Regions from separate parts of the Homo sapiens genome. Here region 1 is linked to region 2. A link is a loop called in an ENCODE intact Hi-C map of the cell type or tissue named here. Cell type or tissue: stomach. All regions are shown on one strand. Links, peaks and the distances in the headings refer to the core of each region. The heading gives the core; the rest is flanking DNA.

The links. Peaks named below come from ENCODE experiments on the same cell type or tissue, not always from the same donor. Only the 100,000 strongest peaks of a DNase experiment are listed, where the experiment ranks them.
Region 1: it touches region 2 in a loop (2.9-fold over the local background); 11 of 110 quality-filtered maps call a loop at or near these places.

What each region holds. Positions count from the first base shown.
Region 1 is chr21:34,182,230-34,194,573 of GRCh38, forward strand. LINC00310 (long intergenic non-protein coding RNA 310) reads left to right here. Exons shown (of 2, transcript NR_027266.1): 2 at 6,539-7,690. Among named protein-coding and RNA genes, the nearest start is that of LINC00310, 7.7 kb to the left of the region's middle. RefSeq lists an enhancer at 10,404-10,493. In stomach, for the core only: no CTCF peak of the experiment used is centred there; a DNase peak (open chromatin) is centred at 4,072.
Region 2 is chr21:34,076,372-34,092,814 of GRCh38, forward strand. The region is part of intron 1 of MRPS6 (mitochondrial ribosomal protein S6); the gene reads left to right. All of the region lies in intron 1 of SLC5A3 (solute carrier family 5 member 3), which reads left to right. Among named protein-coding and RNA genes, the nearest start is that of SLC5A3, 11 kb to the left of the region's middle. In stomach, for the core only: no CTCF peak of the experiment used is centred there; no DNase peak of the experiment used is centred there.

The sequences.
Region 1 (12,344 bases), core at 1,958-6,957, 100 kb after region 2:
TAGAAGTTTCTAGAAATGAGGCATGTAGGTACATTGTAAGGTTTATGGGTTTTAGCCACACACTCTTGAAACTTGGTGTTAATCTTCACATTTGATTAAAATTTTAAATATATTGATATTAAAGATTGTAGCTAACATGAAATTTATGTTGACGAAATAGAAAATATTTTGACTATCAGTTTCTACTTTTGCATACACACTATAGTAGATATCTTCTGTGTGTATCTCTCACCTTCTGACCCATCTTCCACACCAGCCATTGCTGGAGCAGCCAGCTTTGCGCAGGTGTAACCAGAAGGTGCCTTGTTTCAGCTGCACTGCGTCTCTCCATTTCTGCCCTGGGCCTCTCTGACACAGTGTCCTGGTATTGAGGCTTGTGCAACCTGGAAGTGTAAGGGAGTCAACATTCTATGAGGAAATTCTTGGCCAAAAGGGGGTGGGAGTCTATAAATTAGTACTCCCTTTTTTCTTCCCCTAGGCTGCAAATTCAGAGGATCCTCCCAGAAGATAAGATGGAGCAGGTCACCACCTTCTTCCCTGCTTCACACCCTCAGGCCCCGACTCTTGTCTGCTGAGATCACTCTCCAAACCAATCTTCCCTTACAAAGCCCTTGTTGCAGGCTATGCTTTCTGAGGGGAACCCAGGCCAAGACACTAAAATGACACACCAACATGAAGACATGAACACAATTGCAAAGGGATTGGTTGGATTGCATATCTCTGTGAATGGGACTCAAGAGAAGTTTGGGAAATGCTGGACCAGATGACCCTTGCAATCATGGTGCACAGAATTAAAACCGTCAAGTTCCCCATCCATCTCTGAGATGGATGAGAATCTGAGTCTTCCACAAGATGCCCAAGACTTGTTAAACCCGTGGAATGTCTTTGGGTATGTGTGACATCAACAAGAAGCAGCAGACAAAACAAAATATTTTCACAAACATTCAGAAATCCCTAAATCTTGTGAGTTGTCGTATCATTTGTAGATATAATTATAAAATGGCACATGATGCTGACCTATTCCAAGGCAATTGTTCATCTCATGGTAGGGTGTAATCTCTGCCTGCAGATTAAGGCAGAAGAGACCAAGGAGGGCTGTTTACTCCTTCATGATCCATCCCAGGGGAGGGTGGGTTTTGGACCAGTTAGGTTATGTGGCTGGCTGCTGAGGATTCTGAACATCTAGTTACCTCCCTGTACCTCTGTCCCATATACTCTAGGCCAGTGGCTCTTCCCTGGATTGGGCCATCTTTTTCTGAAGGCAAATTTTCCACTAGGAGGAAGGTTAGAAATGCCAGTTCTTGAGTTGCACCCCAGATCTTTGGCAGTCTGTTGCGATAGATCTTCCAGGCGACTCTGATGCTGGCTGAAGTTTGAGAACCATTGCCCTTGGCCTGTTCCTGCTCATCCTGGCTTGCAGGCTTTGGAGGCCTTCGCTGTTGATTGATTTACACTCCTCTCCACAGAATGGGCTCAGGAAACAAAAGATTACTTGATTAGCTGGGAGGTGAGAGAAAAGGGGCTGGAACTGTGTAGGCAGCCACGCAGCTTACAAATAGATTATGTTCTGGACTTTGGAAGTCAGCTGTTTGGAATAGAAGCTGTTTTCCTAGGAATGGTAGATAGCTTTTTATGCCAGCACATAAAGGCATATTTAATTCCAAACTTGGCTGAAATACTGCTGCGTCACAATGAAAATGAGCAGATCCCAGTGCTCCTGGAGTATTAGTACCTAATCAAAGCAGAACAGAACAAGAAATGAAACACGGAGATGGTATTTTATGTATGTTAATATTGCTGATCAAAGAAAAAGGTTGATTTGGAGACGAATTAAGAGGTAAATTGGGATATGTCAAGATTCATAAGGAGTTTCTGGCCTTTCTCTAGAATATGATGATACTCATTCATTTAGGCAGACTTTCCTTAACTGTGGTTCTGGATTGTTACCTTTCTTTTTTCTGAAGGCAAATGTCCCACTAGGAGGGAGGTAAAGAATTCTGAGACCAACTGGCATGGGTTGAAAAGGAGAACAGAAAGAGTAATGGAATCAGAGAGAATGCAGGTGTATTTATTAATTAATACGAGCCTCAACGGAGACAAAACTAACATGAGTTGTGAGCAATGAGAGGTGGATGGGCATAGACCGAGGTCAGGATTCTCCTCTGTACTTGGCAAGACAGGAAAGACAGCAGACCTATGTGGAGCACGTGAGCTGGGAGCTGCTGTTCTGGAAACCTTCCCTCCCACTGTATTTGCCTGCCCTTGTCCCTTACACAGTTCCATTTCATGTCACCCGACTTCTTTCCTTTCCCTGGTTACTGATAGGGCAAAAGAAGATGAGCTGGACCAACTCCCTTTTTCTTCCTAGAGATTTGAACTAAGAAACAACCAGATACATTTCAGTCCGTGATGGGAAGAGGTTTGCGGCTGGCTGTGAGCACTTCACACATTCACAAATCACGCACTTCTAGTTGGCTTTCTTGTGATGGCGAAAATACTTTCTTTTTGGTTTCATGATGCATTTATTAACCATTCTATTTTTGTATCATACAAATGATCAGAGCTGACAGTTGAATGGCTGGGTTGGGAGAAGTGTGGTAGCCCTAATGGAATTAATTAATTGAATAATATTGCCTGACAAATGGCTCCATTATACCAAAGAGGGCTTGAGACTTAATTACTGATGTCATTTATCTCTCTATTTGCACCCCAATAATAAGTGACTCATTTCTCATTAATATTGGGTCATCTTCCAAAAGGAAGAAAAGAGGCCAAAATATCAGGCGGGTGGGTGGGGGGTGAAGCAATGTCTTTGTTCCCTATCTCATTATTTTGATAAATCATAACAGACTCCCGTTAATTAGGTGGGCAGGCTTAACTGGCTGACTCCTGTCCAACAATTACCTCAGAAAGGAGCACCACTGGGAACACGTCCTTCCCTTGGGACGACATGAAAGGAAGTCTCTAACAAAAAAGGGGATCGTTCCCTTGGCCACGCTGGGGGCATCACAGTTGTCAAGACACATTTCTAGACGTAAGGGCTGGAGCTGTCTCGGGGACATCGCCTGTGCATGACGGTGATGTCTGTGGGCCTGATGCTGCCTTCCTAATCCAGGGTTGAGCTAATGGTTCTCAGTGCCTTTGAGTCCCCCTGGGAAATGAGAACCTAATTAAGCAGGGGAACAGGTGTAAAGAGAACCTGATTTGATCTGGCCACATTAATTGCTGAGATTGGGCTTGCATTTAGCTGGAAACAGTGAATTAACTACAGCCGGAATACAGCTAATCCCTTGGTTTCGCTGCGACTGTGTATAAAACACACTGGACCTGCTGGGGAACACAAACAAAGAGGGATTTGCAGTGAAGGTAAAACCGCATCCTTGCATGGGAAGGGCTGAGAAACGAGCTTAGCCACAGAGGGTGGCCATGTGGCCCAGACTGGGCGGCTCATTTTCCCTACAAAATTACCAATAGCACTCTCTTTTATTCTCAAAAAATGTTCCAGTTTGGGCAATAAATTAAATGGTTACTTTATTTCAATGAGAATTTTAAGTTGGTTTAAAATATTTTTTTCTTTACCGGAGGAGTGGTATTATAGGTTGAGGAGTTACCGGTTGAATTTTGTCCCCCTCAACAAAGATGTTGAAGTCCTGACCCCCAGTATCTGTGAACGTGACCTTATTTGGAATTGGGGTCTTTGCAGATGATCCAGTTAAGGTGAGGCCATTAAGGGTGAGCCCTCATCCAGGATGACTGGTGGCTTTTAAAAGGGGGGAATTTTGGACACAGTCACAGGGAGGGCACCATATGAAGGTGAAGGCAGAGTCTGCGGCAATGTTTCTATAAGCCAAGGAACCTGAGGATTGCCAGTGACCCCCAGAAGTTAAGGGAGGGGCCTGGAACAGATTCTCCCCCAGAGCCCTCAGAACAAACCCTGCCAACACCTTGATCTCAGACTTCTGGCCTCCAGAACTGTTCAGCAATAAACGTCTGTTGTTTAAGCCACCCTGCCTTTGGCACTTTGTCACGGCGGCCCCAGCAGACTAACTCACGTGGGCACTAGTCTCGAAGCATCTGATAAGGCTCTAATGACTCATGGTTTGTACGGTTCACAGAACTGAGCCGTCTTGATGGCGAAGGCTGGTCGCAGGGTTAGGGAGCAGAGCTGATTAGAGGACCAGTACCAATTTCCCACCTCCTCGGTGCCAAGCTCTGGGAAGAGGGTGACAGAGATGGCCCTGGTTCCTGGCCTCAAGGGGCCAGCAGTCCGGTGGGCAGGCAGCCTGTGCAGGTGACCTTGTACTTCATTAGCTAAACACGAGTATGTATCTATGTACACACACCTGGAAGGGAGGGAAGCTCAATATAGGTGGGGGGCAGGCCTCCCAAGCTGGGCTGAAAAGCATCAGCCTTCCCAGGATGGGACATCTCAGCTGAGACCTGAGAAGAAAGGGCTACCTGGATTTTATTTTATTTTGTTTTCTTATTTTTGAGACAGGATCTCATTCTGTTGCCCAGAGGCTAGAGTACAATGATGCAGTCACGACTCACTGTAGCCTTGACCTCCGTAGGCTCAAGCGATCCTCCTGTCTCAGCCTCCCAGGTAGCTGGAACCACAGGCACACACCACTGTGCCCAGCTAATTTTTGTATTTTTTGTAGAGACGGGGTTTCGCCATGTTGCCCAGGCTGGTCTCAAACTCCTGGGCTCAAGGGATCCACCCACCTCAGCCTCCCAAAAGTGCTGAGATTATAGGTGCAAGGCACAACGCTGGGCTGCTACCTGGATTTTAAAAAGGCAGGAGAAACGGAGAACAAATGTGAAGTTCTGAGGACCAGGAGGGCTGGAGCTTGAAAATTCCAACCCGGGAGCGGAGAGACTGGAGAAGGTTGTTTTCCAATTCGTTTTCTCAGCCTTCATTGCTCGTTTATCGAGCGTGTAGAGCACACTGCCATGCACCAGGACAAAGCCACCGCTTCTGTTGGGAGAACTCACTCACGGCAGGAGAGGAGGCCCCTTGAAGTGAATGGAAAAGCCTTAAATGGGAGAGGGATAGGAGGAATGGACAATGTTCACTCCTGGGTCAGAAGACAGGAGCTCTTTGGTCCCTGACCTCTCTGGTCAATTGTTTGCATGTGGCTAGGCGTGGAGAGGTCATAGGTCACATCCAAAAGTGCTAAATTATTTCTAAGTGTATAATGAGATTCTCTGTCCCTGAAGCCGAATTTTGGTTGCAGCTTGTCAGAGTTTCATTCATAGATATGGCTGGTCAATTGAGAACATTCTAGAGAACACTTTTGTGATGGTTCCTTCCTCTTGAGGTTCTGAGCTCCATATCCTTCCACCTCAGACCCCACATCCAGGACCTACCATCTTGAATTTAAGTTTTTGCCCCTTGGCCCAGAGTCTAAGGAAATTATGAGATCCATAGACCCAATCCATACAGTGCTTTTGCTTTTGAATGCCAGCGTTGGCGTTTCTTGGGTGCTATTTTCAAGGCGGATTTCTAGGTTGGATGTTAAAGTCATCGTTTCTCTTCTCCAGTTGACTTCAATGACCTGTTGCCGGTGGGCCCGGGACAAAAAGTTTTGGGAAGGCAAAACTGGGGTCTGATTTGGTAGGCATGGCATGGATTATGTAAGTGTACAGGTCTGCATTTCAAAATGAAAAATAACAATAATAATTAGGGTTTCTCTGGGCTCCTCATGTCCAAGCCACTCTTGCAAAACCACCTTTGGATGAGCCTGAAGTGTCAGCAAATCAGAAACATGTGGATTTAATTTCCTTTGAAATACACCAGGGGGAGAGGGAGCTGTGGGACTTGGCAACCTGCTTCTTCGGGTTTGCCAAACCCCAAATATCTCACACTCTGTGAGAGCTCTACGCTGGCCCCCAGCAGTCTCGTCTGGCCAGCCCAGCCTCTGCATTTCTTGCTGTACCGTCTAGGTCTCCTCTAACCATGATTCCCTTCTCTGGGTCCATTTCAGCTGCCAGAGGGATGCTAACACCGCCCACGTGCTGCAGCAGGACTTTGGAAGGGGAACCAGCACTGTAATGAAGTGTTGGGTTGGCTCAAGTCTTGTCTGGACCACAAACCATTTTTCAACCACTAGTGTGCCTTTAAAACCCAAACCAACTGTGAGAGTGGTTTTCTACTTTGATTCTAGATGGGAAAATATTTTGCTTTTTTGGTGGATGACAGTGTCAGGTCCCAAATGGATTTGGTTTCATCCTCCAGCACGCATGCATATAACGTGAAACATGCCCACACTCTGCAAGGGCCACAGCCACCCCACCATTATGTTCCAAGGCAAATATGCGTCCGCGGGTCCCCGGGAAAGTAAAGGAGTTTCACATTGAGGAGCCGAGCCACACAGTCTAGCAGTTCTGATGTCTCTCCAAGGCCCACAGATCCTGGTCTACTAACTTAAGGGTAAGGTTGTATAAATAAGGTCCACATCACTTGCTGGTTCATTATTTTTCTTCGTTGATAGTAATGCCTCCTTTTTTCTTCCTTTGTATTTTCTGTGTCTTGCAGCCCCTTTTGTCTAAAATAGTGATGTACATTAAATGCAAAGGGCAAATGGAACCATTGAAAAGTACTTTTTGCATCCAAAACAGCCAACGCTTTGGTGCCTGCTATGTGTCAGACACTGATTCTTCTGTCATCCTTATTCTACTGATGAGGCAACTGAGGCAGCTTCAGAGAGTTCGAGTAACCTGCGGATCACACAACTAGGAAGTAAGAGAGCTGGAACTTGACGTTGGGCTGTTGACCTCCAGAAATGGTGTTTTTTCCAGTACTCAGTGCTGCCTCTGACTCCATTGTGATGGTTGATTTTATGTGTCAACTTGACTGGGCCCAGGGGTACCCAGATATTTGGTCAAACATTATTCTGGGTGTTTCTGTGAGGGCGTTTTGGGTGAGATTAACATTTAAATTGGTAGACTGAGTAAAGCAGATGGCCCTCTATGATATGGCCAGGCCTCATCCAATCCATTGAAAGCCTGAATGGAACAAAAAGGCCAACCCTCCCTCAGTAGGAGGAAATTTCGTCTGCTTGACTGCATTCAAACTAGGACGTCAACTTTTTCCTGCCTTTGGACTTGAATAGAAACATCAGCTCTTCCTAGATCTTCAACCTGCCAGGCTTCAGATTGAAGTTTATACCATCAGCTCTCTTGGTTCTTGGGCCTTTGGACCCAGACTGTAAGTGCACCATCCGTTCTCTTGGGTCTTGCTTGCTGACTCACCCTGCAGATTTGGGGACTTATCAGCCTCTAATTCTGTGAGCCAATTCCTTCTAATATATCTCTCTATACGCATCCTGTCTCACTGGAAGAACCCTGATACGGTTAGGCTTTGTGTCCTCATTCAAATCTCATCTTGAATTGTAAATCCCATAATCCCCATAATCCCCATGTGTCAGGGGAGGGATCAGGTGGAGGTAATTGCATCATGGGAGCAGTTTCCCCTGTGCTCTTCTCACGATAGTGAAAGAGTTCTCACAAGATCTGATGGTTTTATAAGGGGCTCTTCCCCCTTTGCTCTGCACTTCCCCTTCCTGCTGCCTTGTGGCCTTGTGAAGAAGGTGTCTTGCTTCCCCTTTGCCCTCCTCCATGATTGTAAGTTTCCTGAGGCCTCCCCAGTCATGCAGAACTGTGAGTCAATTAAACCTCTGTCCTTTATAAATTACCCAGTCTCAGGCGGTTCTTTATACCAGTGTGAGAATGGACTAATACAAACCCTAATACATCAATTTCTTTTTTGATCTACCAGGCAATCCTGTGAAGTAGATGGGTCAGGTAATATCATTGCTATTTGACAGATGAGGGAGAACAAGACCTAGCAAATGAACACGCATGTGTTACATGCTCACATAGTCACACACATGCTCGCATGCGTGCGCGTGCACACACACACACACACACATATACATACAGACCACGCACTTCAGGACGAAGGTCAGAATCCAGGTCTAATCATTTAAGTAAGTGCTTCTTCCCCAGGGTGTCCACAGAGCAGCCAGCCATGGAGGGCAGTGCTAACTTACTTTTAAAATGTCCTTAATGTCCAGGATCACGATAGCAAGTCCCCCTTCATGCAGAAAAATCTGCCTCTGAGTATCTGGGTGTGCAGAGGAGCTACTACTATTATTCTGTTCCTCACATTCCATACTGTAAGTTCCAGCTACAGAGAATATTGTAGCAAAGTGCTAGCAAACCTAGCACGTTCCCACCTGGAGACAGCGAATCCAGAGAGTGGATCCTCGAGGATAAAATTATCCCCCAAACGATTGCATGTTGAGTGGGACAAGGATATCTGGCCAGTAGAATGTCTGTATAAGAGAAGGCAGAAATCTCATTATCTTTGTTGGCTGATGTAAAATCCAAGGCCATGCAATGTGTTAAGACTGCTGTCACTTATCCTAGGTGATGACTCAGTCTATTTACTTGCAAGTCTTTCTGTTTTGCAAAGCCACCCCCGCTTCAGGATTTAGAAGAAATAGGGTTCTCCCCCACCTGCTCTGGTCTTCACGATATCCACTCTGGCAGGCCAGGGCCATAGTCGAGCTGTTAAATATTGAAGATGTGTCGTCCTGATTGTATTTAAGTAGTATTTCATTGAAAGTGAGTGGAAGATGGGAGAAGCAATGTTTATACATCTTCAACTGCTCTTATCAAGCAGACAGAAGTTCAGACGGAGGTGGCTGTGACCTTTTACTGCTGTTTATAAGCAGCAGGGAAATATATTTTGGGTTTTGGCAGCCACAAGATCCCTGCATAATCCACCAGTCCTCCCCCGTACTCCCACCTCCCACCTCAATCATTTTTGTATTGAAATGTCTGCAGAAAATGGATGTGGAATGGCACTATTGTCTTGGGTAAGTAAGTTTTTCACTCAAGGCACAAAACCCCTGTCATACACCTACCTCTGGTTCTACAGGAGCCTGTGAACTCGTGCCAGAAGAGGAAAGGCTGAGCTGATACTGCAAAGATGTGGCAGCAGATGGGAACTTGTGCCTGCAAGTGGGGAGCCTTGGTTTTAATGAATGAAATCTAGCAAGTTCCCATCTGGAGATAGTGAATCCAGGAAGAGGATCTTGGATTGGACAAGTGGATGGGATTCAGTTTGGCCAAAGGGCCAGAAAAAACTCTCATTCTTTAAATGAAAACCTTCTCGTCTCTTCCAACCTCCTAGTCTTAGGACAAGATCATTTTTAAAAGGTCTAGTTTTGTGGCTTCACACTATGAACTAGCTGTTGTGAGTCCCAAAGAAGAAAAGAGCATTACTTTTTTCATTTAAAAAGTGAGCTTCAAACTCACTAGTTCTGCCTGAAGCCAGAAGCTTCCGATTTCCACCGGCATCTCTGTAACCGGCATCTCTCTAATGGGATAATGGGTAGTTTTCATACTTCGAAAAGCACTGCTTTTTGTCTCTGCCGGTTGAGTAAGCTTTTGCAAGCAGGGTTGAACAAGAAACACCGTTTTGGATGGCAATGGTTTTATTTACATTATACTCACCTAGGAGCTTGTTTTCATGGAGGGGCTCAAATGTGCTGGACAATGGACTCTGAATTAAGGAGGAGTGTGGAGATCATTGAAACATTTGCTCTAGGGGAAGAAATCAAGCAAAGAGACCTATTCATTCACATTGACCTTGGAGATAGATATCAAGTAATGGGGCAATTCAGGGCTAATTATTTCCTCTGGGGAGAGCAGGACTCCCATTGGGTGTCCCATTGGCTGTGGGTCTCTCCCTCCTGCAGTCTCAGGACCAGGAGTGTCAGATGCCATTCCCCAGTGGGCTGCTACCTTTGATGCGTGCTGACATTGTCTGGTCACATTCCACTCCATGAGTTGTCCTCAGCAGCCAGCCAGCCCTGGTGCCATTGGCCATGCCACAGTATAACATAGACCTGACTGTTTGAAACAGGTGGCTTTCTACTTGGGTCCCCTCTGGGATATTCTCAGCATGCAAAAGGGGTTTGTTTGCACATTCAGCATACTTAGGCAGGCTTTAGAAATATTGACTTAAGTGGAAATTGCCTCAAAAAATACAGATACCAGCTGGGCATGGTGTCTCATGCCTGTAATCCCAGCACTTTGGGAGGCCGAGGTGGGAGGATCACCTGAGGTCAGGAGTTCGAAACCAGCCTGGCCAACATGGTGAAACCCCACCTCCACAAAAATACCAAAATTAGCCAGGCATGATGGCAGGTGCCTGTAATCCCAGCTACTCAGGAGGCTGAGGTGGGAGAATCGCTTGAACCCAGGAGGTGGGGTTTGCAGTGAGCCAAGACTGTGCCATTGCACTCCAGCCTGGGTGACAGAGTGAGAGTCAGTCTCAAAAAAATACAGAGTGAGAGACAGTCTCAAAAAAATAAAAATAAGTAAATAAAATACAGATACCTCACCCCACCATCAGATCAAAGAAGCAGAGTCACCTGGGGATGTGACCCAGGCATTGGCACTTAAAAATCTTCCCAGGTAGGTGCATCTGGTTTGAAAACGACTGAACACAGGAAATGAAAGCTATTTCTTAGCTACGTTTGTGGGGATTTCTTGGTCTCTGTCTCTCACTGTGGGTGGTGCATGACATTTGTAGGTGTGGACTAAAGGCCACAGGAGAGTGTTCATGCCCCTGGGAGGGGTTTCATGGTTGGTGGCCCTGTTGTTAGGGAAACGGGCAGTGCATGGGCTAAGCCCACCTGGCAGGTGGACACAAACACACACTCTCAAACCCTCTTCCCGGTTGAAAAACTCTCACATGAGTCCTGTGGTTGGGCACGCAGGGTATCCAGGAGCCACAGAAGCTGCTGTCCCCATGACCTCAACTTCGAGTCTGCGCTCTAATTCTTTCTCACCTGTATCCTGGTTTCTCATTGATTAAGAAGACATTTAGTTGATGCCAGTGATGTTAATGACTCATCTTATGACTCTTGGGGACTTTCTCTGCCCTGTAAATACCACATCCCTCTTCTACCAAATAAATGTTATTATTATTATTATTATTATTATTATTATTATTATTATTATTTTTGTAGCCCATGGCCCAGTCTAATTATGACAAAAAGGTTTACAAAGAGACACACTTTAAAGATAGGGACATGGATGGGCTCAAGACGGTAAAGGATGTGCTGTATTCTGCAAACCCAAGCATAGAAGCATAGAAGACTGGAATGGCTATCTTAAGATCAGACAAATCGGACTTCCAGGTATACAGCGTGAACCGAAACAATTCCCACAGACATCCCCTCCCTGTCTCTCACCCCTACACCGTCTTGGTACTAGGTGCTTCAGACCCTGCAGCTGGGCTGTGTCTATGTGATATGGCCTGCGTCCAGTGGTATGGTTTGGCTGTGTCCCCACCCAAATATCTTGAATTGCAGCTCCCATAATTCCCACTTATTGTGGGAGGGACCTGGTGGGAGATAACTGAATCATGGGGACGTTTCCCCCACACTGTTCTTGTAGTGAATAAGTCTCACAAGATCTGACGGTTTTATAAGGAGTTTTCCCTTTTGCTTGGCTCTCGTTCTCTCTTGTCTGCCACCATGTAAGACATGCCTTTCACTTTCTGCCATAATTGTGAGGCCTCCCCAGCCATGTGGAACTGTGAGTCCATTAAACCTCTTTTTCTTTATAAATTACCCAGTCTCGAGTATGTCTGTGTCAGCAGTGTGAAAATGGACTAATACAGACAGGCATCTTGGTCAGGTTGCTTGGGTTGGGTGCCTTGGTTCCCACTTTGGGTGTTCCCCAGACCCTCTGAGTCTCCACAGCTGCTCCTGATGTTGCCTGGCTCCGGATTCTTCCTCCCTTCCTTCCCCTTCTCCTCTCATCTCCCAGGCCTTTGGCATAATCTCATCCAGGAATTTAGTTTTTACCAAAGCCAGGAAGAATCTTTTCAGCCAGCTGAAATCCCTAAGGTCAGGAAGTGTGAAGCTGGGCCACTAGCCAGGATTTGATGTGGGTGAGAATAAAGAGAACTGAACCCAGATTAGTATTTTAACAGAGGGTCCTATAAGGCCTTGAGAGCGTGACACTTTCCCCAGGTGCCCACCATCAGGGATCATTGTTTCTGCCTCCTGGGCTCCTCCAGGCTCTCACCTCTGTCTAGGTCATCGCTTTGGAGGTACTGGGCTTTCTTGGCCCCTCCCCAAACTTTAACCCATTTAAGGCAGCCGTCACTTTTTGCAGGGCCTCCAAGCTCACTCAGAAATCTTGTGTTGAATGGTGCAGAGCTAAGTTGTTCACTCTGCAGTATCATATTAGAAGAGATTTGGTTTACCCTGAATCCACTCTGACGATGTTTGTTCGTTTGACCTTCAGGTGTGCAA
Region 2 (16,443 bases), core at 5,514-10,513:
TGGATTGTAGCAAAGTCAGTTGCGGGAATGCCCATTGAAAGATTTCAGAGTGTATTATGTAGAGTCAGTCATATTGAACTATACAGTTGTACAATTAGTCACCCAGAAATTCCAATACTATGTTTTTCTCAGTTTGCAAGTAGAAGTTGATTATGAGTATCTACTTTTGTACTTCCAAGTTTGGGCATTTAGGAATGTAGTTAACTAGTGTTTCTAAGAAGAAATTTATTTTCAAGTACCATATAGCTTGATTTTTAAAAAAGTGTGTATATAAAAAAAGTTATTTCTATTTTCTGTTTTAGCGTGAAAAGTAGGTAAAAGTGTGGTTAAATTCTGAAATATGACGGTAAAGTAATGGATGTTGTGAAACTAGGCCTTTAAAGGTGACAAGCAATTTGAAAAACCAGTTGTTTAGACCAGTCTTAGTTCATATTTATAGAAGAGTCTCTGGAATAAAAAGATTTTAAAAGTCCTGTTACACCCATATCAGATAGCATCAAGAGAGTTTTATTCACTTCTGGAAAACACAGTATTCAAAGGCTGTAATGTGAAAGGACATAGCCGCAAAGGAGAGACCAAGGCTGCAGTCCCAGGTAGCCTCATTTCAGTGTGAGGAAGACCTCTGACAATGGAAAAAGAAATGGATTGCCTGTGAGATGGTGAGGTCTATATCCACCTCCACCCTGCCCCCCCTGCAATGAGAACTTTGAGGTAGATGAGGAGAAGGGGTCATGTGTTTGGTGAGTGAGCTCTCTTGTGAGTGGGAAAATGGTTGAAGCCCTTTGGTTTCACTTGATAATTAGATTTTAAAGGTTGGTATTTCAGTTAGGTAAAAGACTGAAGTGCCAATACATGAATGGTAAAGCCGCATACTGTATAATGTAGAGGAGCTTAGGAAAAAAATGAAACTTTGTAGACACTTTTTATGCCTTGGGTATACAGGAAGAAGAAATCTGAGGAAAGAAATCTGTGCAATACATAAGTATTTTGTGGTTACTTTAGGAACGCTAATTACGTCTCGTGCCCTTTTCCCAGAAGGTGTTCACAGTTGGCATAGATTATGAAAGCCCTGGGATAATACTTTTCCTGAAATCTTCTCATTGGCGTTCAGGAATTTTTACATGAAGAATTAAAGGTTAATGGCTTAATAACTAATTCACTTGCTAAATGATTCCATTGCATGTACAATAAGATAGCATTTATATATATATATCTTCATATGTTTTTCTAATAGGAATAAAGAAGATAGCTATTTTGGAAATCTTAAGTTCTTATTAAAACAAACAGTAATTTTTATGTTTAATACTCAACGCAGATTATATTTTACATTTAGATAACTCATTGAAATAGTACTTTGGTAGGGTAAGGAGTTTTGTGTAATCTGAGTTTGAGTTCTGACTTGGTTTAATTTGAATATAGAAAAGTATAATCAGTTCCTAAAATGTAGAAAACAGTTGGTTTTCTGGTAGAGTGATGAAGAGTTTTTCTCTAAATGCAAGCCTTTTTTGATTAGAACACCTGGCAAAAGTTTTGTATTTGTTCTAGAGTTCTATTCAAGTTAGGATGTTCTGAAAGTAATGCCTATGAAGTGCCTGTATTTTAGATACCCTTTGGAGATGGAGGGTGCTAATAAACTGAAGTATGAGTCAGGTCAACCCTAGGTCCTTGTAGTTTGCTTGGCAAGCATTTGATAACTAGGAAATAGTGAAGTTTCTGCTGTGTGTTGGTGGGAGACATCAGTTCAAACGGAAACATCTAGCTGTCAAGTGGTCTTTTTTTTCTTCCCATGGGCCCTCCCTAAACAGCTTAGCCTTGTATCTTTAATAATCTCTCTTTGTGTTTTATCTGCTTGAAACCAGGCAACTTAAAATAGTTACCTAGTAATGGAAGACTTGACCCTGTGAACAATGTTATACTTTCATTTGGTATTAAATTTTCTTGGGTTACAGCTTATTGCCGCAGCAAGCTATTGAAGAAGGAAGGAGTCCTGTTCCTGCCCCTGAGCTACAGCTAAGGTACAAGGAATGGCTTGGGGGTAAGGAGTCCTTCCTCACCAGATATGGTTTGTATGTATGAAGACTGCTTGTCAGAAGTTGACATTTTGCACTAATTTTTTTTCTTAATTCATGACTCACACATTCAATACTGATGTTTCTAGATTTTAAAAATCTAGGTTATATCTAGTATTATATGCAGACTATTGAATCTTCTAACCTTTTAGATTATAAAATCAGTTTCAAAAAATTAAGAGTTCAAAAGCAATGACGGGAAAATTCTGAAGTAATATTTTTCATCTAGTGCCTTTGCTGTGTTTGTACTACTACATGTTTAACTCATCTAAAAGAAACCTGGAATACCATAATGGGGTTTAACATGAAGGTGGAAGGAAGGGTAGAGAACAAATGATAAAATACTGTGTGATTACTCATGTTATAAAAAGTTGTTGCAATTTGATTATCAGACTTTTCCTATTTAATGTTCTTAGCTTTGTGTTAGAATTTCCAATATACTCATGAGTTTATCTGTTTTTAGTGGAAGGCAATATTTTTAAGACGTGTTATCAACACATGTAGTTACCTCTTAGGGGAATCCTTACTTAAGGAATTAGTCAAATGAATGTCTGGTAAGTTATCAATTTGTCTAAAGGAAGAACTACCCTTGGGTTTGGAAAGTGACAGTTAATTCAGCCTCTTATCCTTTTTGTTGCTTTGAAATTAGAGCAAGAGTTGGCAGCCTGTGGCTTCCGGGCCAGATCTGACCTGTCACCTATATTTTTGTGGCTTGTGAAGTAGGAAAAGATTTTACAGTTGAATAGGTGGGGAAAAAAACAGCAATACTTTATGGCACTTGAATTTCATAAAACTTTCACATTTCAGAGTCCATAAGTAAAGTTACATTGGAACATGACCCTGTTCTTTTGTTTATATTTATTATCTAGTCCTTTACAGAAGAAATGTGCCAGCCCCTGATTTAGAGTATATAGACACAATTTTCTAGGTGCATCATTTTTCTTGGCTTCTTATGCTGCTGTTTTCTGATGTTACTCCCTTGATTTCTCCCTTCTTCTTCTTTCTGTTTTTTTGAGACAGAGTCTTGCTGTGTTGCCTAGGCTGGAGTGCAGTGGCACGATCTCGGCTCACTGCAACCTCTGCCTCCTGGGTTCAAGCGATTCTCATGTCTCAGCCTCCCAAGTAGCTGGGATTACAGGCATGCGCCACCAGACCCAGCTAATTTTTTTTTTTTTTTTTTTTTTTTTTTTTTTAGTAGAGATGGGGTTTCACCATGTTGGCCAGGATGGTCTCAATCTGACCTCGTGATCTGCCCGCTTTGGTCTCCCAAAGTGCTGGGATTACAGGCCCTCTTCTCTTTATGTACAATTCCATTAACCTTCATGTGGATGATTTGCCACCTTTTTTAACAAGCTGACAACTCTGGCATTTTCTGTTCTCTTCTGTGCTGGTTATGGCCTCCTGGGTATCCCCTTGGCACTGCAAACTCAGTGTGGTTAAGAACTTAATGTGTTGCCTATCCCCAAAGTTGCCTCTGTTATTGCTTATTTCTGTTTATCGCTTCTCTGTCTTCTGTCATCTGGGGCTGAACAAATGCAGTTCTTTCTTTTCCTGCAGTCTCAATGCCATATAGTCTTCTCTGCCCTAGTTGAACTGCTCATGTTGTTTGTTTCTTCCTTGGACTCTTGCAGTTTCTTAGCTGGTCTCCTGACATACTACTGAGGGGAGGATAGCTAATACCTGTAAATACGCTTGTAGTGCAAATATATGTCCTTGAGATACTTTAAAACACCTAAATAGGTGCACTTATAACAAGGAAATAGTAGAAAGCATTAAGTGATGGCTTTCTGATTCCCATACTAATTGATTGTATCAACACTTGCCAAATTACTGCATACTTCTCATTTTCAAATACATGCAGGATGAAGTCACATCCAAGGCTGTCTCAGTATGACTCCCAACTTATTTTTTTAACCTCATCTTTCAGTTTTTTTCCACATTTTATATGCCCAGTAAACAAAGTTGTGCAGATTCTTATAAATACCATTACCTTTTATTTTCTTTGGTGCCGGCATCATGCTGTTTTTCTGTTTGGAACACCCTCCCTTTCCACAATACCCCACCACCTCCATGAAAAACCAGTCTCATGTTCTTCCAAGTTCATCTTAACTCATTTGGTACATTAAACAAATATCAAGGGCCTGCAACATTAGGAGTATAATAGACTAATCTTTCCTTTGGTTGCATGAATCTCATCACGTCTCCCATCACATGGATCACTTTCTACTTTGTATTACAGTTAATTGGTGAATATGTTTTACCTCCTTTGCTAGATTACAAATTCTTGAGAGCTGAGTCTTTCATGTTTGTTCTGCTATGCTTTGCATATATGGTAGATACTTACTAAGCTGCCTTGAGGGGTTACTACTCTCATCTCTATAAAACAGTTATTTGCTATGATACAGCGTGTTGACCTCGTGCTAGTAGTTTGCTTACAAGTCAGTGCACTTCGCTCACGCTGGGTGAGTTGTATGTTACCAGAAGTTGTGTTGATTTCCAAGACTGTTTTATGACAGGTAATCTTGTTTCCGTAAAATAATTTAAATATCATGTGAGCTGATGAAATGAGTGCAAACCTTTGTTTCCTGAAAACCAAGTTGGATTCTTTGGGAAGACTTGATAAAAGGTGAGTCATTAAAATAATGACTGTAGAATTAGATATGGCTGAAATAACTCAAAGTTTGGGAAGAAAAATAACTAGGAGGATTGTGTATGTGGAGTGTTTTACAAGGATCTTTTAAACTTTCCACTTTAATGAAGCTGAAACTGGAAATTGTAGATAATGCCATCTGTAGATGTCGCTTAGATCAAGCAGAAGGAACTCAAATCATCAGGGAACTCCAGGTCATCGATTCCATTCTCCAAGTGCTTGTCATGACCCCTATATTGAGGTTGGCAAATAAATGTATGTTTATGTGTTGAATAAAATACTTAATAAAATACTTAAGGTACGTATATATAGTTTTATGACTGGATATGGCTTTGGGTATGAAGGCTTCTGCTTTATAGAAAAATGCTGATTTTTTTGTTTTCTATTATAAATGAGTAGAAAAACCTTGTAAGATCTGAAATGAAGATACTGGATGTGTTACCATAGAATAAACAAAGACTGGCATTGGGAGACTAGAAGGAGCTTTAGAGGCAGATGGGACTGGGTTTTGGATTGTAGCACCTACTTCCTAAGGACTTTAACCTTCTGGATCCTCAGTTCCTTCTTTGTAAAATGGAAGTAATTCATTTGGGAGGGTATTTGAAGATAAAGTGGTTATGTGACCTTGGAGGTAGTTAAGTGTAGTTCTGTCATTAAAGTAGCTTTGTGGTCTTAGGCAAGTCGCTGTGAACTTCATTGCCTAGTTTTTCATTATTCCCAGTTTATTAATGAAGAAACTCTAAAAGATAAAACTTATTATATCTAAGTTTATTTCATCAGAATCCCAAACTAGATCAAAGCTGAAATACAGTTCTTGTTAAGTAAATGTTTGAATTAGTGGTGTTGGTGCTTACTACTCTGCTCCCATCTATTATTGCCATGAGGGGTGTGGGCCTGGTTTTGCCAGCTTTTTTTTTCTCTCTTCCTCCTACCAGCCAGAAATCCAGATTTTATAGGAAATCTGGTTTTTTTTTTTTTGATGTTGCCAACTAATTGAATACTTAGGTACCATGGATCAAATGTAATGTATCTGTGGGTTAGGTTGGCTCTCATTTTGTAATCTAGATATTCAGATAATTAGCTGTAGGTTGTCTGTAAATCTCTTAGCATTTATGTTGACAAAGCCCACCTTGTTAATTGGTCACTGGTTTGCAGTAGGACTGATTTCAGCAATGGCAGGCATATTCAATTCTTGAAAGTATCTATAGTTTCGGATTGTTGGGTTGTATATGTGCATTTAGGCTAAAATATACATGTAGGCTTCAGAGCTGCACCGTGTAAACTGTGAGGGAGTGACATTCACAGTCCACTTTTTCTTTCAATGTCTGAGTGATATCTTGTTTTAGGCATGTATTAGTACTATTTGGTTTGTACCCGTTGTATTAACCTCTTAGGTGTTTGAAATACTACTGGCATGCAAAGATTGCTTTGCCTAGAAAATATTTTTTTTTGCTCAGAGTGTATCTGTGGAATTAAAAATAGTTTACCCATGATCCCTGGAAAATAGTATTACCATGAAAAAAATTCAGGTGCTCTCTTGGTAAAGATTATAGAGGAGGGAGGTGATGACATTTTTATTTTTGACCAGGCTTTGTGTTTCCATAAAATAGAAGCCAAGTTATTACCTTGACTAACCTTCTTTTTTTGTCTTTTTTTTCACTCCCACTCCAGATAGATAACATCAAATTGCAAATAAAACGAACTCAGATCCCAGGTTGTTCTTACGTACGTTTTGGCCCAAGGTGTAATTGACTTGTTTTGCTTCCCCTTGCAATCATTTTTACTATGATTACAGTCCCAGGTAAGGTAATTTCTGTCCACTTTGGGCATACCTCAGTAGAGGTTGGTGTAGATGAAAGCTTAAAAATGAAATTGCAAGTGAAAGCACAGACTTAGCAAAACTTTCTTTATTGGAGCCCTCAATCCTCATAAACTGGCATTTTTCTGCTTCTGCCCCAGAATCGAGAATTCCTGGTTTTGTCTTTGTTTTGACTTGAGTTTTTAAAAGTTTCTCTGTAACACCTACCCTGGAGTGGTTAAGTGCTTTAATTTTGTCAGGTGAAGAAACCAAGTGCAGTTATGGTAGCCGGGTTGCTGTGGATATAATCCAGTTTGAGAAAATTCTCATTGTGGTGATCAGAAGTGCAGTGTTGTGGTTGCATTTCAGCTGCTGGGAAGATGCTCTTGCAAATCCATGTGTCGTCTTTGCTTCCGTTAGAAAGGTGCAGAATCAGTGTAAGTTCCAGATATCTGCTCCCTTTTCATTTTGTGCTCAGATGCCCCGTGTATGAATTCCGAATATAAAACATCTGTTCAGTCTGGTTTTGATTCAGATTTAAGGTGAATTTCTGTTGCTCAGTTGAAAAGCTAAATTTGAGTGTAGGCTCTGTCAGGCATGTTGTAGGAAAGGTGTATGGTACTGAAGTGTGTGGTTTTGTTTTTTAACTGCTTGACACTGTTAAGTAAGCAAATGACCCAGTCATGGGTTGTTTTGATTGCCATTCTTCTGTTGGTGTACTGCTTGCCTTCTGTTTTGTTAATAGTCATATGAGAAAACAGTTGTATGAAGTATAGTATCTTGAAGCTTTAAGACACCAAGTTTCCATTAGGCAGCCTAAGTCTCGCAGACTTTGGTAGCACTGTTGGTCTCATGGGAATGCCATTCTCATGTGTGGACTAAGTAAGGGCCAGGAGATTTTGCAAATTTTGTGTGTGTAAGAAGATTGAAGAAAACATTTTTCCTAATGTCACTGTCTTGAGTATTTTATCTGATTAGGATGGACTCATTGGAAACTATTGATAATTTCAAGATTTCTTGTCATCTGGCATACAAAGAAAACAGTCGTGACCCTATTTCCCTGGATTTTTCTATCCCTCTACTTGTCCTGTGTTTGCAATGCAAGAGGAAAATCCAGCTGCCTTTATAATCTAGAATACCATGTTTCTGTTTTTATTTCTTAGGTTTAATTCAGGGCGTAATTTCTACCAGTCCCTCCAAATACTGTTAAAGTTACTCTTTTTGTGGTCTTACTTCTTACTTCTTGAGTGTTATATTCTCCAAACCTTGGAGAAAATTAGAAGGTTTTAAAGTTTTCCAACTGAAAAGTATCTTTCAGAGGAAATACCCTAATTTCTGAATCTTCTATTTATAACTTGGCCTGGAGAATTATAATCTGGTCTACCAGGAAGGTGCTTGTGCTTAGGTTTTCTGCCTTAGTCACATGGAAAGATGAGCAGAAGCGATTTCCTTCTAGAAACAGTTTTTTTCTAGAAACATAAAATTGGAACCAAGTAGACTGAGAACAGAAAAAAAACACAAAGTTGACCTGGTAGGATGTTTTACCTCTATAAACCTCATAGTTGCTAGCCTTTGAGGGAGGCTAGATGAGTTGATAATAATGCCTAACCTTAGCAATGGATTGAAGTAGGGGTGCAGGGGTTATGTAGGTGTGTATATGTATTTAGGATATATATACACACCTACATATTATACACACACACATATGTACAATTCTCTTGAATCCTCAGCCATCTAAGGTTAGGTAGAGCTATTTCCATTTTACAAATGGAAAAACTGAAGAATTAAAACACAGACTTGGTCATACGTAATGGTAAATACAGTAGTTTAATGAAATTTTGTATTGTACCTATCACTCAGCTTCAACTGTTAATTTCCAGTCTGCTCACCTCTGTTTTCTTTATCTTAAAATTTTTTTCATTAATTTCCCTTGGCTAACATGACTAAAAAAATTTCAGACTTAAAGAGCAGTTCATTTAACACTTGTATGATTTTTGCCTAGATCACTAATTGTTAGAATATGCCTTATTTTATCTTTTTTTAATCTGCGTTATTTTGAGAGTTGCAGACATCTTGACATACCTTTCTTAGGAATAAGGGCCTTCCTCCTAACCACAACATAGTCATCACATTCAAAACGGACATTGATACGATACTACCACCAAATATTCAATTCATATAGAAATTTACGCTGTTCTTCCAGTAATAGTTTTTAGTGTTTTAATTCAGTATTCAATCAAGGATCATATATTTACTTGTTTAGTCTCCTTGAACAGTTCCAAAGCCTTTGTCATTAATAACAGTGGCACTTTGAGGAGTTTTGGAGTCCAGGCCTACTGTTTTGCAGAAACCCTCACTTTGGAGTTGACTGTAGTTGCGTTTTCATGATTAGAGTTAGATTAGCCATTGTTGACAGGAATGAGTATTTCATAGGGATGTCAATGCATCACACCGGGAGGCATACCACTTTGTTAAGCAGTCATTTGGTTAGGTGGCATTCACCAGAATGGGCCATTGTAAATGTACCCTATTTCCCTTTTGTATTAAGTGATCTATGGAATAACAAACTTGAGACTGAATATTTTGTTTTCCAACAATCTGCATTGGTTTTAGCATCTGTTGGTGACTGAATCAGTTATTGCAGGAGTACTTTAAAGCAAACTTAGATATATCATTTCACCTGTAAGTAATTAGTGTATAAGAAATAAGGACTTTTTTTTTTTTTTTTTTGAGACTGAGTCTCGCTCTTTCGCCCAAGCTGGAGTGCCAGTGGCGTGATCTCGGCTCACTGCAAGCTCTGCCTCCCGGGTTTCACGCCATTCTCCTGCCTCAGCCCCAGCTGGGACTGGGACTACAGGCGCCCGCCACCGCACCCAGCTAATTTTTTGTAGTTTTAGTAGAGACGGGGTTTCACCGTGTTAGCTAGGGTGGTCTTGATGTCCTGACCTCGTGATTCACCCGCCTCGGCCTCCCAAAGTGCTGGGATTACAGGTGTGAGCCACTGCGCCCGGCCAGAAATAAGGACTTTTAAACAACCGTAGTGCCTTTACACCTAACTACAATTCCTTAACACCTCATGTTCATGTTCAAATTCCCTGAATTGTCAAAAGTGTCTGTCTACAGTTCTGGTTGACTCTGAATCTAAACAAGGTCCACAAATTATGTTTGCTTAATGACCTTAAGTCTCTTACTCTGTAATAGCTTCTTACCCCACTCTTTACCTTTCCGGATTTGGCTGGTCACTTATGCTGTTTATATATATTCTTCTATTCCAGGTAATTTCTGTAGACCCATAGGTTCTAGAAATTTGATTAGATTCAGGTTTTGTTTTGTTTTGTTTTGTAAGAGCACTTAAGTGGTCTTGGGAGGGATAGATCACATCAAGAGGGACACATGTCTGCATTTTAGAGAAAAGATTAATTCTTGGTGTGGGTACAGATGTTAGCAGCTGCATGCGTCCATTTTGAAGTCCCCCAGCAGCCTTTCTCCTGAAAATTGTAGCATCCCTGTACTCATAGCCTGGGTGCATTACTTCAGGGCTTACCGGTGGTGATTTTTCTCATTACATTAGTCCTTTTGCATCAGTTAGCTGGATTTTATCTGACTTGTGTTTATTTCTAGTTTGTGTTTGTGTGTGTGTGTGTGTGTGTGTGTGTGTGTATCTTCCTGAAAGGTGTTGTAAAAGGATGCGTTCTTCATCTTTATTTCAGAAAGGATGTTCATGAACTCCCTTAGTGATCCTCTCAAATGTCCTCAGTTTTCTCATTTGTAAATTGGGGATCATTATCATGTCTGCCTCTTGGGGTTTTTGTTAGGATTAGATGAGCTCAAACATGTAGTGTAAAAATAGTGGTTGGCACATGGTGTTTGGTAAATGCTAGTTACTAAGGTAACTTCTTTAGTTTTGTGGGAACTCTGAACTCAAGTTGTAATGGAGAGGTGGAAGAGGATTCTTCATGAGTTGACATCAGGGTGCTTGGGTTTCTGTTGGGTGAGCTGAAGGGAATTGTTGCTTGCCGGCACTGACCTGCTCTTTCAGCTGTGTGGGAACAGTTGCCAGACAGACACGCACAGGGAAGGTCTGCACATATCACTGCACACTAAGAGGTGGATGTCGACAGTTGCAGCAGTAAAACTTGAAACACGTTCCGCAGTGGAGTTAGCACAGTGAAGGGAAGTGGGCCAGACTGGTGGTAGGTGGTAGGTTGAGGGAGATGGTGGCTCCAGATACAGGTTTTTACTATGTCATGGGCCACTGAGATTTTTATCTGAATGAACATATTTGTCTAGTCCAGTTTGCCTTGTCATTACACATACCCTCAACTGGAGCTATTTGAGATTGCAGATCACTGGTGGAGGAGGGAGGAGGCTCTTTTTCCCTTTAGCCTCTTTAATCTGCATCTCTTGTTGCTTAAAAAACCACTGTTGATGGTAATATAGGATATTGGAAGTTTAGCAGTCTTGATGGCGAAGAACTTAGTTGTTAATATTTGATTTTTTTATTTAACAAACATTTGAGCACCTGTAATATGTAAGATGGTGTTCTGGACACTAGGACACATCAGGGAACAACACAGAAAATTCTACCCTCATGGAGTTTACATACATGGTAGTGAGGAGACAGAAGAAACGTTTAAGTTTTATAGCGTGTTAGGTGTTGAGTACTATGGATAAATACAAAGTTGGAAGGGAGGCATTGAGATGGTCAGGGAAGTTACTTTTGTGCAAAGACGTAAAAGGAGAGGAGACAGGTCTTGTGGAAACCTGGGGTTACAAAGTGTTGCCTGCATAGGAAATAGCCAGTCCCAGAGGCTAGTTTGGTCCATTGTGATGAAAGGGTTGACTGCTTGCTGTGCTAGTGCCCTGTAGTGGGCCAAGGGCAGAAGCATGGAGACAAGAGGCTGGGACAGTGATCTGGATGAGATGGAATGGTGATTTGAACTAAGGTGCTAGTAGTTGTCTTTGATTCTGGATATATTTTAAGTATCGCCAACAGGCTTTGCTGATGGATTGATTGCATGTGGGTTGAGGGAGAAAGTGAGCAGTCAAGGATGACTAAAATTTTTGGACTGAGCAATAGTGAGGATGAAGTTGCTGTTCTGAGATGGGGAGGATTGAGAGTAGAACACATTTTTTGGGCAAGAGCAAATTATTCATACCCCGGAACAACAGGCAACTACAACACTTCATCCATTAAGAGCAGTTGTCCATAAATTTTACTGTGAGAACCCTTGCATTTGTAGATTGTACAGCTAATTCCTTTAACTTAATGTTTTAAAGTTGTGGGAGTTGATAAAGATTGGCTTAGATAGAATCTATAGCTGTGATGACTGGGTCAAGTATAGAATACACTTAAGACTTACTATTTTTCCCCTTCTGGTGGAATGACTAATTAACACTGATAAAAAGAATGAAGGCAGAAAGCGTTGAACTTGGATGGTGAGAACATAGATACGTCTGGTCTTACAGCTGACCCATCAGGGCTTTGCTGTATGTGAAGCCTATGCCTGGGACTTCTTTTTACTTTTAATCTCTGCATTTTATCCATACACATCCATTCACATGATCACACAAAGATTTCAACTGGTTTTTATCTTACGTGCTGTTTGCAGTCTTACTTTGTTAACAGTTGTTACATATCCATCTTGTGTATTTTCAAGCACAACTTTTTAAACACGCATGATCTTTTATCAATATCGTTAATGTTTCTTCCTGTCAGTAATGTCCTTTTCACTGAAGGTAGTATTGCATAGTGATTAAGGGCAAAAGCTGTTTAGACATATAGATGTGAGGCAACATCCTGGCTGTAACACAGACAGCTGTGGCCTGGGGTGAGTTATACTACCTCATGGCTTCAGTTTTCTCATCTGTAAAATGGTCATAATAATTGTACTTATCTCATGATTGTTATAAGGATTAAAGTAATGCACATAAAACTAGACACAGTACCTAGATGGTGTTAGGACTTAGGTTAGTGTAAGATTTTTTTTTTTTTTTAAATTTCCATTATTTATAACTCACTTATCTTTGATAAACAGTCTTTTACAAGCAGATAGTGTTGAGCCTCTTGAATTCTTATTGAGTTACACAAATGTTTGGTTAAGATTACATAGTAATAGGCATTGCTGCTCTGTTATTTCATATTTCCTTTTCTTTTTGAGACAGTCTCGCTCTGTTGCCCAGGCTGGAGTGCAGAGGTGTGATCTCGGCTCACTGCAACCTCCACCTCTCTGGGTTCAAGCGATCCTCTTGCCACAGCCTCCTGAGTAGCTGGGATTACAGGCGTGTGCTACCACACCTGGCTGATTTTTGTGTTTTTTTAGAGATGAGGTTTGGCCAGGCAGGTCTCGAACTCCTGGCCTCAAGTGATCCACCCGCCTTGGCCTCCCAAAGTGCTGGGATTACAGGTGTGAGTCACCACGCCCAGCCTGTTATTTCATGTTTTCATTTATCTTTAACAAAATGGGTTGTTGGGAGTTTGCTCCTATATGTGATCTAGTATCATTCACATAAAAGTTAAAACCAGTAGTAGTTTCATAGTTGTTCTTCCCTCCCTGACTGCCATATCTACAAGGTCTTATTTCTCTGAGATTTCTATAAAAAAATTCATGATGAGCCAAACTTATTGGTAGAATCAGGTTAAAATGAATATATCTTGGGCGGAGTGTATATGGATGAAGTAAATCTGGTGGTTTATGAACTTTTCTAGGTGAATAAGATTTTATTTGAGGAAATGGTTTACTTTGGAAATTATCCATTCTTAACCCCTCCCCACTCCTGTCCCGGGAGAAACTGATAAAAGTAGAGCTGTTCTGGTGGTAGAGGGTTGGGAGGAGGGCCGCAGTCCCTCCCTACTCTGCCTCAACTTCACCCATCAGAATACAGCTTCAGCACCATTTGAGTCCAATCAGGGTTTTGTATAATTAATAACTTTTAAAAACTTGAGGGTGCAAGTTTAATAGAAATGTTTTGTCAAAAAGATTTAAGGGCAAATTCTTTATATTTTAGGGATGGTTAAAACATTACGGTACAGGTTGAATATCCCGTATCTTAAATGCTTGGGACCAGAAGTGTTTTGGATTGTGGGATATTGCATATTACTTGGTGGCTGAGCATCCCATATCTGAACATCCCAAACCCAAAATGCTCCAGTGAGCATTTCCTTTGAGCATCATGTCAGTTCTCAAAAAGTTTTGGATTTGGGAGGAGCATTTCAGATTTTGTATTTTTGCATTAGGGATACTTAATCTGTAGTGTTGTCTTTAGCTCCACTTACAATTTAAAACTGGCTGGAGTTCAGGCCAGTTATATTAGGAAAACCTGTTTTGCTCTTTGTGTTACTGATGAACCGCTACAGTATCCTTGCTCCACATTTTTAAAGTAAGCAGGGGTTGAGGACAGTCCTATGTGAGTACACATACACTCTGCATCAAGCGTTAGTAGTCTATTCCACCACAGGAATTTGCTTTCCTAGAACTTGAGTCAAGGTGACAAAAGTGAAAGCATGTATGTAAAGTCTTAAGAATTTTATATACATTTTTTCTTTTTGTATTTTACTTGAAGTGATTTAAGTAGGAGCTAATAGTTGATGAGACAGTTGGGAGTCTAAAATGTTTGAGAGAGCTGCATCTTTAATGCATTATTTTATCTAATCTTTCTATATATAAATAACTTGGGAAAATCCTAATATGCCTTGCACATAGTTGACAGTTTAATTTGAAAGGAACTAATATCACTTCTAGTATATTCAGGTTGTAGGGAGTAAACTGACATTTACTGAGCCACCTCCCCATTGCACTGGGCAATACTAGCTTTCTCTGTTACTTATTCCTTATAAATCATAAGGAGCAAGTTGGTTTCATTTTAAAAGCCAGACAGTTGAGACTTGTTGAGGCTCATAGAGATGAAGTTGTTGCCTGAGATCCTACAGTTAGGAAGTGACGGAGCATGGAACCCAGCCCTTAAAAACTGTGCTGTTTTCTTCTGTACCGTGCCACCTACATAGATGTGGTACCTACACCCACCTCCCTTCTTACAGAATCATGAAATCTGTCTGTTGGGGTGGGGAGAAAACAAGCTTGGGTATGCCCATGTTTTTTGTTTTTGGTAGGTTACACAAAAGTGATTGTAATTCAGGTAATTAGTTTTCAGAGGTGTCTGTGTGTTCTATAACCCTTCAATTATTAGCTGGCTAAGTGAATATTTTTCATTTGGATCAGAGGATGAGCAGGGCTCATCAAGCTTACCATTGACAGAGTGCTGGACTAGGCGTCTCAGATTGTACCTTGAGTGTGTGGTTTGTAAATTGACTCCAAAGCTAAAAGAGGTGGTTGTTTGGTCACGTTTAAGATTATTGCGTACTACTCTTTGCAGGCCCCGCCCTGTGTCATTGAACTTATGACTTGAAGCCCTGAGTATAGGAGATAATTTTTCTTGTTCCTTGTTTGGTTTTAGTGGCAGGTGGTTTTTTATTTTATTATTTTTTTGATAGAGTGCCCATATATCCTGCTGTTTACATATAGTTCCAGAATAAGTTTCTGGTTTGGAAGATAAATTATATGGTCACCCAGACAGTACTAGAGAGATCTGGTCATGATAACTAATTACATTTTGGTTAACATGGTTATATCACCTGAAGGAGTGCTTATTTAAATTTGGTCTTACCTTTTTTTCTCTTTCTATTTGGTCAAATGCAGCAAATATTTATATTTACACTTCTCTATTTGGATTAATTCTTCAGTTGCAATTTAATTTATCCAGATGCGTGGAATAGAACCAAAACTGCATTCTAATTCTGTGCAAAACAATAAAATACTACTTTCTGAGAAGGATGCCTTCTCTTTTGGGAAGAAGGGGAATCTGCTCTGTTTCAAAGCACCTTTGTGTTCAAGGTTTGGCTAAATCTGCTCATCACCACTAGGGGACTGTTTCTTTTTGCATTCTACAAGTATTACTCCCATTACAGAAGCTTTTTAAGAAAAAAATGGACTACCAAGGAACCCACCTACATGCTTTTCATAACTATACCTATTTTATTGTCTTATAATTTTACTTGAGAGGTTTGCGTGAATGATGAACTGTGACAAAAAGCATATATAAATATAAAAATACAAGTTAAAAAGCCTCATGTTAGCTGAAGATTCTTCCATGTGTATTCTTATAAAAATAAGGGAACCCTGGACAGTGCTCATTGTATTTTGTTGAAGAAATGTTAACTTCTTTAAAAGGAAGAAAAACATATATATATATATAACATACTGTATATTCAGAACCATTTTTAAGGAATGTAGTTTATCTCTTGAAAGACTGAAATTCAAGGCTGTGACTGTGACTAGAGTGTAAAATATAGCTGCATTGCATTATAGTATTTTATATATTTCTACAAACCAAATTGACCTGTTTTTGGTTTTGTTTTTCCTTTTCCAGTCTTTACCAGGTGCTGGTCTCTGCATGTGTTTTGTTTAAGTTGGAAAAATCTAGACACGACCCACAGAGTGGTATGGTATCCAGTGAGAAGGGAACTGTCCGCAGTGGCTTTGAAGGATATGAGGAAGCCTAGGCGGAGAGTTGAGAATTCAGCCTTGAGCTAGTGTTAGGGTACTATTTGGTACCTCTCCTGTGGGCAGAGCGACTTTACTAGAGAAGTTAGGAGTTAGGGCTAGCATGAGAACTTCATGCAGTTTGAGCATTCATCAGGCAGCAGAATATAGCTTCTATATTTACCTTGCATAAATCAGATTTGACAATGAAGAACAATGTTACTGATAGTAACAGTGCTTCCCAGTGATTGAGGAAGTGCTTGTTTTCTTTTTCAGCACTTTGTTCTCTGAACAAATAAGCTGCAGCAGCTACTATGACACATAACCCACCCTATTTCCCCCCCAACGGCCAGATGAAACCAGAAATACCCACTGTGTTTTTCTCTC